Regions from separate parts of the Homo sapiens genome. Here region 1 is linked to region 2. Evidence: read pairs that join two places in POLR2A ChIA-PET (ENCODE). Cell type or tissue: OCI-LY7. All regions are shown on one strand. Links, peaks and the distances in the headings refer to the core of each region. The heading gives the core; the rest is flanking DNA.

Region 1 (8,251 bases), core at 1,525-6,524, 160 kb before region 2:
AGCATTTGATGTGTAAAAGAAGGTTTAGGTATTTTGATGGAGGATGCATGAAACCCTGTTATTGACTGTGACATACTGGATTGTTTCTGTTAGCTTACTTGTTATATCTCCTCTAGACAGTTAGTTCTGGGGGAACAGTAACCACATCTGTATCTGTATACTTATTTTACTCCTAGCATCTGTACAATCTGTACATGCTGTTGTTTTTTTTTTAAGATGGAGTTTTGCTCTTGTTGCCCAGGCTGGAGTGCAATGGCGCAATCTCGGCTCAATGCAACCTCTGCCTCCTGGGTTCAAGCGATTCTCCTGCCTCAGCCTCCCGAGTAGCTGGAATTATGGGCATGCACCACACCTGGCTAATTTTGTATTTGTAGTAGAGACGGGGTTTCTACTACAGCCTGTTGATCAGGCTGGTCTCAAACTCCTGGCCTCAGGTGATCTGCCCGCCTCAGCTTCCCAAAGTGCTGGGATTACAGGGGTGAGCCACCACACCCAGCCCTGTACATGCTTTTTTTTTTTTAAATGGAAGAATAAATGATGTATGCAAAGGCTGGGCGCCGTGGCTCACGCCTGTAATCCCAGCACTTTGGAAGGTCGAGGGGGGAGGATCATGAGGTCAGGAGATAGAGACCATCCTGCGTAACATGGTGAAACCCCGTCTCTACTAAAAATACAAAATAAAATTAGCCAGGTGTGGTGACAAGCACCTGTAGTCCCAGCTACTCGGGAAGCTGAGGCAGGAGAATGGCGTGAACCCGGGAGGCAGAGGTTGCAGCGAGCCGAGATCGCGCCACTGCACTCCAGCCTGGGCGACAGAGCGACTCCGTCTCAAAAAAAATAAAATAAAATAAAATAAAATGTATGCAAGACAAGAGAGAAATCTACCATGGTTTTGAGCAGTAAGAAGCATAATTAGACTTTTTTTTTTGAGACAGGGTCTTGCTTAGTCACTCAGGCTGGAGTGACACGATCATAGCTTACTGTAATCTCAAATTCCTTAGCTCTAGTGATCCTCCTGCCTCAGCCTCCCAGGTAGCTAGAACTACAGGCACGTGCCACCATACGCGCATAATTTTTAAACATTTTTTTGTAAAAACGAGGTCTCCTTATGTTGCCCAGGCTGATCTCAAATTCCTGGGTTCAAGTGATCCTCCCACTTTGGCCTCCCAAATCATTGGAATTACAGGATTACAGCCCAGCCTAGATTTAATTTTTAGTTTTTTATTTTGATTCTGTCATATTGGTATTTGTCTTAGTCCATTTGGACTGCTATAACAAAATATAGCTTTTGTGGCTTATAAACAACTGAAATTTATTTCTCAAAATTCTGAAGGCTGAGAAGGCCAAGATCAAGGTGCCAGCAGATTCAGTGTCTGGTGAGGATCTGCTTCCTCATAGACAGCTGTTTTCTCATTCTACTATCACATTATGGACCAGGGAGGGGTGTCTCTTAGGCCTGTTTTATAAGGGCACTAATCCTGTTCATGAGTGCTCTGCTGTCATGGCCTAATCACCTCAGGAAGGCCCCACCTTCTAATACCATCACCTTGGGGGTTAGGAGTTCAACATATGAGTTTTGGCAGGACACAACATTCAGACCATAGCAGTAACAGACAATTTTTTTTTTTTTTGGAGACAGACTTTCGTTCTTGTCGCCCAGGCTGGAGTACAATGGCTCGATCTCGGCTCACTGCAACCTCTGCCTCCTTGGTTCAAATGATTCTCCTGTCTCAGCCTCCCAAGTAGCTGGGATTACCGGCGTGCACCACTACGCCTGGCTAATTTTGTATTTTTAGTAGAAACGGCGTTTCACCATGTTGGCCAGGCTAGTCTCAAACTCCTTAACTTGGGTGATCTGCCCGGCTCAGTCTCCGAAAGTGCTGGGATTACAGGCGTGAGCCACCGTGCCCGGCCGCAGATGTGGTATATTTCACGTTTGAGTATTTTTGAAAATAAAAATAAAATAAAATAACTGATAGTTCCATTCCTTAAACTTAACATTTGGGTGTGTTTTCTAGTATTTTTTCTGTATTTGTATTATTATTTGTGAGACGGGGTCTTGCTCTGTCACCCAGGCTGGAGTGCAGTGATGTGATCAAAGCTCACTGTAACCTTGAAATCCTGGGCTCAAGCAAATCCTGCCGTCTCAGCCTCCTGAGTAGCTAGGACTACAGGCGTAGGTCATCACACATGCCTGGCTAATTAAAACAAAAATGTTAAATGTTCATCTAGAACATATTGTTTAGTAACCTACTGTTTTACGTTAAAACATTATCCACTTTCTCCTACAATAGAAATTGTAATGGCTATAATACATGATTATTTCATTATCACATCTATTTTTAAGGAAACCAGGCCTAAATCTAGTTTCCATAATATTCTGATGAGCAGGACCACAGAGCAGTGATTTTGATCAGGATTGTGCCTGTTAAAAGCTGGCTACTCCATGGCATGCACAGCTCCAGGATGGGAGATTAACTTCAACAACCATTCATTTAGTTTGGTTTGATTTTCTGCCAGTCTCATGACCGACTTGAAGCACGTCCTAGAACAGAGAATGTTATGTTTGGTGTCCAAGGAAGCAGCAAACTAGAGGCGCCATCCCAAATTCTAGAATAATAGAGTCAACAATCGTTTCACACCAAAGTCATCCATTTTCTGAAGCAAATTTTGAACTAAAATGTTAAAAATGTTTTGTAAGGTAGATTAAACGTCATGTGGGGAAAATAACTTGTTAGTGCAAAAAGGAAAAGAAACTGAAAACAGACATATCTGTAGATAAATTTTCCTTTCAAGATTCTACAGTATAAATATCCATCTAAAAGATGAATTGGCTTCTTAAGCCAATTCATTGTCACTTGCTTCTGAAGTGTTTCCCAGGCACCTTAGTTATCAGCCACCCTGCCCCTAGGGTATCGAGGACAAATACGTTTCAGGTAGCTTGACAACAGGAAAGAATTTTAAGGACAAGAAACTACCTGCAATACCAGTTGGGAGTGTCCTGAAAAGTGATGTACTGAAATACTGACCCTTCCAGCTGGTTAACTTTCATAATCATGCATTTACTTTTCAATGGCAACTGAATATATGACTGCCTGATGATTCAGGGGAAAAAATGCAGTATTGTGTGTGGAATTGGAAGAGATTCAAAGTGAGTGCCATGGCAGTGACTAACTTCTTTCAAAAGCTTAAGGAAGAAACAATGCATAGGCCTTTGAGTTAGTTGGTGTAGTAAGCATTGTGTTTTCACCATCAGTATCCATTTCTATATTTTGGTGACAGTACTCCATTTTGTTCTTCCGGGAACCACTCCTCTCCTATAGTCCATGATCTTTGGGTGGACCAGAGGTAAAGCATATGACTCAAATTTGGCTAATCATAGCACAAGAGTTTTCCTTGCTACAGTAATTTGTTAAAGGATGGGAAGGTAACTCTCTATCCTTTAACAAATTACTGTAGCAAGGTAATTGGTTCAGTGAATCTAGGAGCTACTGGAAGGGATCTCTTGCTGGACTTGGACTGGAGTGAATATAGAACTAAAGTTTTTGAGAACTGTCTTGTTGCCACATGATGAAGTCTGAGTATAAGCCAATATGGAGAAAAGCTGATTGGGGTTTTTTTTGTTTTGTTTTGTTTTTAAAAGAAACAGGATCTTGCTGTGTTGCCCAGGCTGGAGTGCAGTGGCTATTCACAGGCACAATTGTGGTGCCATATAAGCCTTGGACTCCTGGGCTCAAGCTTCCTGAGGTAGCTGACATTACTACTACAGGCACAAACCTGGGCCTTTTTTTTTTTTTTTTTTTACCCCCCAGAAGGCTCTCTCTTTATTTGTCTGACCTGAAATGGGCATAAGTTGCAACAGATTGAAAATTCTAACTCTACCTTCATTTTCAGAAGTGTCTAAATTAAACATTTATAAGAAAATTGATGTTTTATAAAAACAAAAGACATGAAAAGCTCTGTATTCAAATATTTTTATTCTGTGAACATTGAAAATGCCTTCTAGGAATATGGCATTGCGGGGTGTATACAAAAAAATAGATCTTTTCTCAAAAAGCATGTAATCTGCTTGGGAAGACAAGAACATTATTAAAAAAAACCCTTTAGAACACAAGTGAGTTGTGGACAGTAATACATATAAATAATCTGAATGGCAGTATATAATAACTGATAACTATCTACAACCAAAACCAGCCTAGAACAAAAGCATGAGTAAGAGGCTTTAGGGTACACTTCTGAGCATTTTCTTTTAATTCTCAAGACATTTGTCCTTGTTTTCCTAATCTTTAGGTGGATTCATACATTTGTATTTCCTACCTGGTATTTCCTCTGAATTACTGACTTGTAATTCAAACACCACATCTGCTCCCAACCACTTCCTACCACTTCCACTGCTACCTGAATTATTGTTATAGCCTAACTGGTCTTCCTGCTCTCACCTTTGCTCCCCTAAAGTCTATTCACAATAACCAGTTTAAACTATTATTTTATTAGGAAAAATTTCAAACACACAGCAAAGTTGAAAGAATTTTACAGCAATCACTTCTGCATCCACCACTTATATTCTACCATTAACAGAATACTCCTTTAAATAATGGCAGATGTGTAGTTCCTCTGCTCAAAACCCTCCCACGGCTTAGCTTACTCAAAGAGGAAAAACCAGGCTGGGCGTGATAGCTCACGTCTGTAATCCCAGCATTTTGGAAGACTTTAGGAGGCTGAGGTGGGAGGATCACTTGCGGGCGGGAGTTTAAGACCAGCCTGGGCAACATAATGAAATACCATCTCTTAAAAAAAAAAACTTAGCTGGGCGTGGTGCTGGATGCCTGTAGTCCCAGTTACTAAGGAAGCTAAGGCAGGAAGATCACTTGAGCCCAGAAGTTCAGGACTGCAGTGAGCTATGAGCACGCCATTGCACTCCAGCCTGAGTGACAAAGTGAGACCCTGTCTTAAGGGGGAAAAAAAAAAGGAGAAAAGCCAATTTGTTACCATGGTCACCAGTATGATCTGGCCTCTGTTACCATTCTTCCCACTTGTCCTTTACTCTTCAGCCTTGTTACTGCTCCTTAAACATGGCAGGCACATTTTTGTTTTAGGGCCTTTGCACTTGCTGTTCCTTTGCTTCAAATGCTCTTCTCCCAGGTATTTACATGGCTTGCTTCTCTTTCTTTCGATCACCTCATTAGTTCTGACTCTTCCAAGTATTAAGTTGAACCATATGACCCTAATGTCACACAACTGGATTGAACCATTCAAACCTAAGGTGTAATGTCATTCTCAGGTCAAAAATTATTTTTAAAAATCAGTAATTTCATAGGATTCAAGCTTATAAAATAGCAACTCCACCCTACCCTTTCATTCTCACCCTGTTCCAATATTCTTACAGCACTATTATCTTATTTATGATTTGTATATTGTATGTAAGATCCTCACAGATAGGGAATTTGTCTGTTGTCCACTGCCGTGTGCTCTGTGTGCAGAGTAGGATTTGGTCTATAGCAGGCCTTCAGGATGCATTTATTTAAAGAATGAGTAGCTGAGACTACAGGTGCGCACCACCACACTTGGCTAATGTTTTCATTTTTTTATATTTTGTAGAGATGGGGTCCCACTATATTGCTTAGGCTGGTCTCAAACTCCTGGGCGCAAGCAATCCTCTCACCTTGGCCTCCCAAAGTGCTGGGCTTACAGTTGTGAGCTACCACACCTGGCCAAAAATGAATTCTTTTTAAAAAATTTTTCTTTTTTGAAGCAAAGTCTTACTCTGTGGCCCAGGCTGGAGTGCAGTGCCATGATCTCGACTCACTGCAGCCTACGCCTCCCCGGTTCAAGCGATTCTTGTGCCTCAGCCTCCCGAGTAGCTGGGACCACAGGTGCATGACACTATGCATGAATGAATTCTTAACATTGAAGTCAGAGTGGTCTTTTGAAAATACAAATCTGATCATGTTGCTCTCACTAAAAACTCGATTGGTTTGCAGATTTCGGAACAAAGATTAGAATCTTTACCACAGCCTCTAAGACCCTGAATGGTGGACCCTTAACTCTCCAGACTCATCTCACATTCTCTCATTTCAGTCCCTGGGACTCTGTTGCTTCTATCATGAGGTCTATTTGTGCTTTCTTGCTTTCCCCCACCTCTGCATGTAGTTTATACTCTGAGGCACTTTTAAATCTCGGCTTGAAACATCTATTCCCAGGAGAAGGCATTTCTGATACCTCAGGTTAGGTCAAGTCCCAATGCTTTTATGCCCTCATGGCAGCACATACCTACCCTTTGTAATACCTGTTAGATTTTAAAGGTACTTTTGTGAGATTGTCTAACTTACCAGTTTCATAAGAAAAAGAAACATTTTTGTTTTTGCTTCCCGTCGGATGTCTAGCATTTGCAAATTATCTAGCACATAGTGAGAGCTTAACATTAAAAAAATATATATCAACAGAAACTCTGGAATTCTAGCTCCTTAAGAGCAGAGATTGTTTTGTCCCTGTGTCAAGTACCTAATTGGGTGCTTGATTTATCTGCTGATACACAGCAGATAAATAATAGTTTGTTAAATAAGCTATAATATGAAGGATGTTTTTTACTCATTTATAGTAAGTACATAATGCAGAAAAACCGTCACTTGATAATCAGTGATTAGGTGCTCATAACATAATTGATACCTACACAAAGTCCCAAATTTTCCCCTTTCATCAACCTTTCCTCAAGACTAAGATTGAACAAAGTAATTTAGCCTTCATTTTTTCCCTGTTTATTCTCTGGTGGAGTAAAGGGTGAGTGCCCTGGGTAGGAGAATCCATGTAGAACCAGAATTAGCCATAAGTGAGATTTTGCACACTAACCAACAAACCACAGCATTCTTTTTTTTTTTTTTTTTTTTTTTTTTTGAGGTAGGATCTTGCTCTGTCACCCAGGCTGGCTTGCAGTGGTGTAGTCATGGCTCACTGCAGCTTTGACCTCCAGGACTCAAGTGCTCCACCCACCTCAGCCTCTGGAGTAGCTGGGACTACAGGTGTGGACCACCACAACCAGCTATATTTTTTTTTTTTTGTAGAGACAGGATTTCACCATGTTGCCCAGGTTGGTCTAGAACTCTTGCTCAAGGTATCTGCCCACCTTGGCCCCTCAAAGTGCTGGATTACAAGGCGTTAGCCACCATGCCCACCCAGTATTCTTGTTTTGACAGTTAGATGTTTAGAAACTTTTTTAAAAAATCCAGTCAAATGACGAGTCTTGTATTCCTCTGTTTTCCTTTGATAACAATCTGTGAAAAAACTGCAGTGGTCAGAAGATGTGTTAAAATATACACACACAAGTTGTATAATGTTGCAGGTTTATTAGGGCAGGATGACATGGAACAGTATGACCAGAGAAAGCAACCACCTTACAAATAAATCACTTTCAATTGTGTTGACCCAGATAATTTTAAAAATAAACTTGTAATTCAAGATGAGCACTAGGACAAGCTTATTAACATTTGCTAATTTAGGAGAGGAAGGGCCAAGTCAAATATAATAAAAATGAATTACTGCAAAATGGAAACTTTTTGATATGAAACATAAAAATAAATTAAAAACCTAAAGACTGTAGTATGTCAATTTCCTGGTTTTAATAAGGTATTATAGATATGTAAGATATCAATAGGGTAAACTGGGCAAATACTACACATGCCCGCTATACTATTTTTGCAACTTTTTAATAATTATATCCAAATAAAAAGTAAAAAAGAAAAAAATAACAACATGAAAAAATAAATCTAGATAGGAATTCTTAGAAGGAGAACTTAAAACAAATATACACAGTAAAAGACAATTACATTGCCAGGTTTCCATAGGCTTGTAAGGAGTTAAATAAAATTAGAAAAATGTTTCTAACACACACACAGACACACTTTTTTTTTTGGAGACAGGGTCCTGCTCTGTCATGCAGGCTGGAGGACAGTGGTACGATCACATCTTACTGCAGCCTTGACCTCCTGGGCCCAAGCAATCCTCCCACCTGGGTCTCCCAAGTAGCTGAGACTAACAGGCACATGCCACCATGCCCAGCTAATTTTCTGTAGAGACAAGGTTTCACCATGTTCCCCAGGCTGGTCATGAACTCCTAAGCTTATGCAATTCACCTGTCTTGGCATCCCAAAGTAGTGGGATTACAGGTGTGAGCCATTGTGCCTGGACCAGACACACTTTACCAATACAAATATTAGGCTTTCAAAAGTGGTATCCTACTTTTAATGTTTGAACTAAT
Region 2 (5,000 bases), core at 1-5,000:
GGACAAAGGCCACTGGCAAGAGGTGACTTGCTGGTCTCATACTCCCAACCTCAGGTGATCCGTCCGCCTTGGCCTCCCAGAGTGCTGGGATTACAGATGTAAGCCACCACACCAAGCCAAGAGGTAACCAGGGGGTTCCCAGGCTGTAAGAACAGCAAGAGCAAAAGGGTAAAAAGCTCAGTCAGTTCAGATCAGCCACAAGAGCTGTATGGCCAAATCACCACATGGGAGAAGGAAAGTGGAGGGTTGGAGCAAGGGTAGGGTGAGGGATTTAAGTTTTATCCCAAGAGCAAAGGAAACCACTGAAACATTCTCAGCAGAAAAGTGATACCACTTGATTTTGGGCTTGAAAATATTTGTCTACTCTGTGGTAAATATCACTTAGTTCTGCAAGTGATAAACAAATGTTAATACTTTCCCTGCAGGGATAAGAGCATTAAATGAGATAACGTATGCAAAGTATTTGGCACACCGTAGATGCTCCATAAATATTAGCTTCCTTTATTATTCCCTGGAAAAAAATCTTTTTTTTTTTCTTTTTTTGAGACAGAGGATCTCACTCTGTCAGCCAGGCTGGAGTGCAGTGGCGTGATCATGGCTCACTGCAGCCCCAACCTCCTGGGCTCAAGTGATCCTTCCACCTGAGCCTCCGGAGTAGCTGAGACTACAGGCATTTGCCACCATGCCTGGCTAGTGTGTGTGTGTGTGTGTGTGTGTGTGTTGTGTGTAACTCCTAGACTCAAGTGACCCTTCCACCTTGGCCTCTCGAAGTGCTGGGATTACAGGCCAATGTACCCGGCTGGAAAAAATTCTTAGAAGTCATCTTGCTAGGCTGACTCAGAAATGAGCAAACTGAAGTAACGTGTCCCAGTTCACACGGCTAATTAGTGCCACGATAGTGCAAGTGCAGCCTTGGGCAAATTCCTTCACCTTGAGCTCCAGGTTTCATACAAGTACACTTTAAATAAAGAATATCTACCTTAGAGATTTCAGTGAGGTAATGTCTTAGAGTACCTGCAAAGTGTACACTGGAAGTACTCAAAATTAAATGACAATCTTTATTATTATTATTATTATTATTATTATTCCTGCTCCTTTTCTCCAGCTTTCTTTCACCACTAGCTCACGTACTTCAGGGATTTTTGGGGTTTTTGTTTGTTCGTTTGTTTTGAGACGGAGTTTCGCTCTTGTTGCCCAGGCTGGAGTGCAATGGCGCGATCTCGGCTCACTGCAACCTCCGCCTCCCGGGTTCAAGTCATTCTCCTGTCTCAGCCTCCCGAGTAGCGGGGATTACAGGCATGCGCCACCACGTCTGGCTAATTTTGTATTTTTAGTAGAGATGGGGTTTCACCATGTTGGTCAGGCTGGTCTTGAACTCTTGATTTCAGGTGATCCACCTGCCTCAGCCTCCCAAAGTGCTGGGATTATAGGTGTGAGCCACAGCACCCGGCCAGGGAGTTTTATAAATTAGATTCAGAACGTGTGTTTTTTCCTGAAAAAAGTGAAAGCAGCTTTAAGTAGGATGAAAAATAATCCTCCAGATATGTTAGGCTTCTCTCTCTAGCCATTTCTGGTGTTGAGGCTCTATCAAAATTCTTTACTAAAAATAAAAGATAAACTTGCTTTTTTTTCTGGTGTGTGTGTTTATTCAATTGAACAACTACTCTACATTCTGAAGTGTTTTTAACTCATGCTTGGAACTGTGGACATTTAAGTTATTTCAAAGGACACTATGGTGGGTGACTTTCAAGTTATGGTCAAAGGCAGACAGTGGACAAGGCCACAGGACCATTCCAGCACCATTCCAGAGGGCAAGTCAGGCAGAGAGAAGATGCAAGTGATTCATGAAAAGCCAAAGTTAGAAGGCAGTTTTATTACAGAATAAAGGAGGTAGGCTGTACTTTTCCCAAAAGGCCATACCTGGGGTTGCTGGAAGTAGGTCCTCTCTTCTCTGACATTTCTGAAGTCCCCTTTGTTGTATCCCCCTCCAAGCTCTGATTTTTGGCAGCCACTTCAGCAGGGGCTGGGAGTTCAAGCATCTCCTCATCTTGCTGCCTAGCCCTGCCACTAGAAATATCTGTCTTATCCTCTGTGACAATGGCCTGGGGCTGACTGGACAGGGGTTTGCTCAGAGGCTGCAGAAATGCATCAAGCTTCTGTTCCCGGGAATCTGTACGAACCATCTGGTGGGCATAGACCTTATCACTACTTCCAGAAGTAGAAGACGAGGTCAGACTTGTTGTGGATTTAACCATCTCCCCAGAGGGGCCAGCAAGTCCTGGTAGCAAAGTCTGTATTAAAAAAAAAAAAAAAAAAAAATATATATATATATATATATATATAGTGGAGAGACTCAGAATAAGAAGTATAGATATACAGGTCCCCAAATGGAGCAGTACTAAGAAAGAAGCTAGTATGAGGTATAATTATCATTGTTATAGAAGCAATTCTGCCCGAAATTTGAAGTATAAAAGGTTTACAGGTATAAAATTCAAGAATTAAGCAAAATCCTTATAATCTTAAAATTATCTTGAAATGGAAGTATCAGTGTAAAATTTTCATATTTTTGTCTTGGGGGGGTGCTCCCAGAAGAAGACTTTTTTTTATTGTGGTAAAATATATATAAAATTTACCATTTTAACCATTTTTAAATGAGAGCTCAGTGGCATTTACATTGTTGCGCAACCATCACCACCAGCTATCTCTAGAACTTTTTCATCTTCCCCAAACTGAAACTCTGTGCCCATTAAACAATTTCTCACTTCCCCTTCCTCCCAGCTCCTGGCAACAACCATTCAACTGTCCATTTTTAAATATACATATTTCCTAGCTCTGACCACTGGAAAAGCCTAAAAGTAATGACTACTCAGTAGCAATGAGGACTCCCAGATCCCAGATTATAGTCTCTAAATACCATTTCCCACTAAAATGAACTAGAGCTCCTCGGAGAAAAGGCCTATTCCAGGGTTTGGGCTGGGAAAGTATAAAATGTGCCTGCAACATCTTGTCTTGTCAGAAACAAGGAAATTATCAAGACAAATGGAAATCCATCAAAAGGTAGAGGGCCCTAGCTCCAAGGGCTTGCTTCCATGGGACTAAGACGGGATAATTTGAGCACCAAAAAGAAAAATGACTACAATTGATTAAAATATGTTGCTCTGTTAACAGCTATGACAAAATACTGAAAGAGCAAAAAACTGAAAGTGAGGAGGGAGGAGATGGAGAGGGAGGGAATAAGAGAAGGAGAAAGAGAAGGGAAAACGTAATTAAACACCACTGGAAATTACTAGGACACCATTCATTCCTTCGAAAATTGATAGCTAGAGGGATATAATTCAGCATTTGGTCTTACTTTCTAGTAAGAACTGTACTTCAGGACAACCAAATAGCTATTAACAAGGGAAAGTTCTTCTATACCAAAGAATTACAGTCAATACAGAAGAAATGATAAAATCAGAAAAGCATAATCTTGCAATCTAATGAAATAACTGATTCAGGTAATGGTCATCACAAAAGGTGAAACGATTAAGCTACATGTTGATGGATAAGTTTACAATGAGGGAATCAGGCTGTCACCAGCTGAACCCACTTATGAATCTTATCACCAGAATGATATAACAACACATTATGCTCCTCCTGCTGGGGTATAATAAGAAGTACAGGGCCAATGGAAACAAAAAGGTACAGTGACTTTTCTAACTTCAAAGAGACTTAAAAGATTTTTAAGAGTAGTTATGGTAATTTCTGCTTCCCAAAACCAACCAGTAAATTAAAAAAATATATATATACACACACACACATACACTTAATATACGTAAGTATATATATACACTTAATATTTATTTAATATGTATATATTTTTGTCCAAGGTTCCCAGCTCATAACTCCCATAGTCCTGTTATCGTCTTCTGTTATAATGTTGGGGTGCTTTAGGCCTCAGAAGGTCTTAGGCAACAGAATTTCTCTTACCTTCTCCTGCTTTCCTTTCACTTGCCCAAGGCAGGACTCTAATTTGATTGTGGGTCATAAGACCCTCATTCCATAGGGGTCCTGCCCCATATCCTGGAGGAAAGAATGGCCACAGAGAGGCCAAGAAGAATCTGAACAAACAGGCCTCACTGAGTTTAGACCCCTTTATGTCCAATCATATTTCGACACAGTTGTCCATGTTTCAATCATGCCTGCCTAACGACGTCTCCATAAAAGGCCCAAGAAGACAAGAGTTTGCGGGCTTCCAGAGAGCTGAACATGTCGAAGCTGACAAGAAAATGAATAAGAACTCATCCATCTGCTGGGAGCCAAGTAGATGGGGACAGAAGCTCCTGCGCTCCAGACCCTTCCAGATCTAGCCCTGTATATCTCTTTATTTGGCTATTTATTGGTATCTTTTTAAATCTTTGTAATAAGTCCAGAAAACTAAGTGTTTCCCTGAGTTCTATGAGCCACTCCAGCAAATTAATCAAAAATAAAGTGGGGGGTTGTGGGAACCCCAACTTGAAACTGGTCAGAACTTCTAGAGTCCTGGACTTGTGACTGGTGTCTGAAGCAGGAGACTGGGGGCAGTCTAGGGGACTGCACCCTCAACCTGTGGGATCTAATGCTATCTCCAAGTAGACAGTGTTGGAATTAAATTGGAGGAGACCAGCTGCTGTCCACTCTGGAACTGACTGCTTGTTTAGTGTGTGGGGAGAAACCCCCACACAAGTGGTTATAGAAATCTTTTGAGTTGATTGTTGTTATGGTGAAAGATTGGAGGAAAAACACAGCAACCAAATATGATGAGTGGTATCCCCAGGGTTCCTGATTTCCATATCAAATGCATTCACTGCAAACCAGGGCTTCTGATGTACTGGCCATGATCAGTGGAGTACAAGGCACAATCTAAGAAGCAGAAAGATGGTGGTTCCATGGGCCAAAAAGTCAGGAGCCAGTGTGACCTGCTGGTGGCAGGGAGAGAAGGTATTCTGATAACCCTATGAAAACAGGGAGCAGCAAGGAAC

Evidence for each region. ChIA-PET counts read pairs that join two places held together with the same protein. Peaks named below come from ENCODE experiments on the same cell type or tissue, not always from the same donor. Only the 100,000 strongest peaks of a DNase experiment are listed, where the experiment ranks them.
Region 1: POLR2A ChIA-PET joins it to region 2 with 15 read pairs; 4 of 35 experiments call an interaction of 5 or more read pairs at or near these places.

Annotation. Positions count from the first base shown.
Region 1 is chr3:37,178,442-37,186,692 of GRCh38, reverse strand. All of the region lies in intron 1 of LOC105377642 (a long non-coding RNA gene), which reads right to left. Among named protein-coding and RNA genes, the nearest start is that of LRRFIP2, 8.0 kb to the right of the region's middle. In OCI-LY7, for the core only: no CTCF peak of the experiment used is centred there; no DNase peak of the experiment used is centred there.
Region 2 is chr3:37,022,928-37,027,927 of GRCh38, reverse strand. MLH1 (mutL homolog 1) reads right to left here. Exons shown (of 19, transcript NM_000249.4): 12 at 1,921-2,291. Among named protein-coding and RNA genes, the nearest start is that of MLH1, 32 kb to the right of the region's middle. In OCI-LY7, for the core only: a CTCF peak has its summit at 3,619; a DNase peak (open chromatin) is centred at 2,737; H3K4me3 peaks cover 360 bases; H3K27ac peaks cover 904 bases.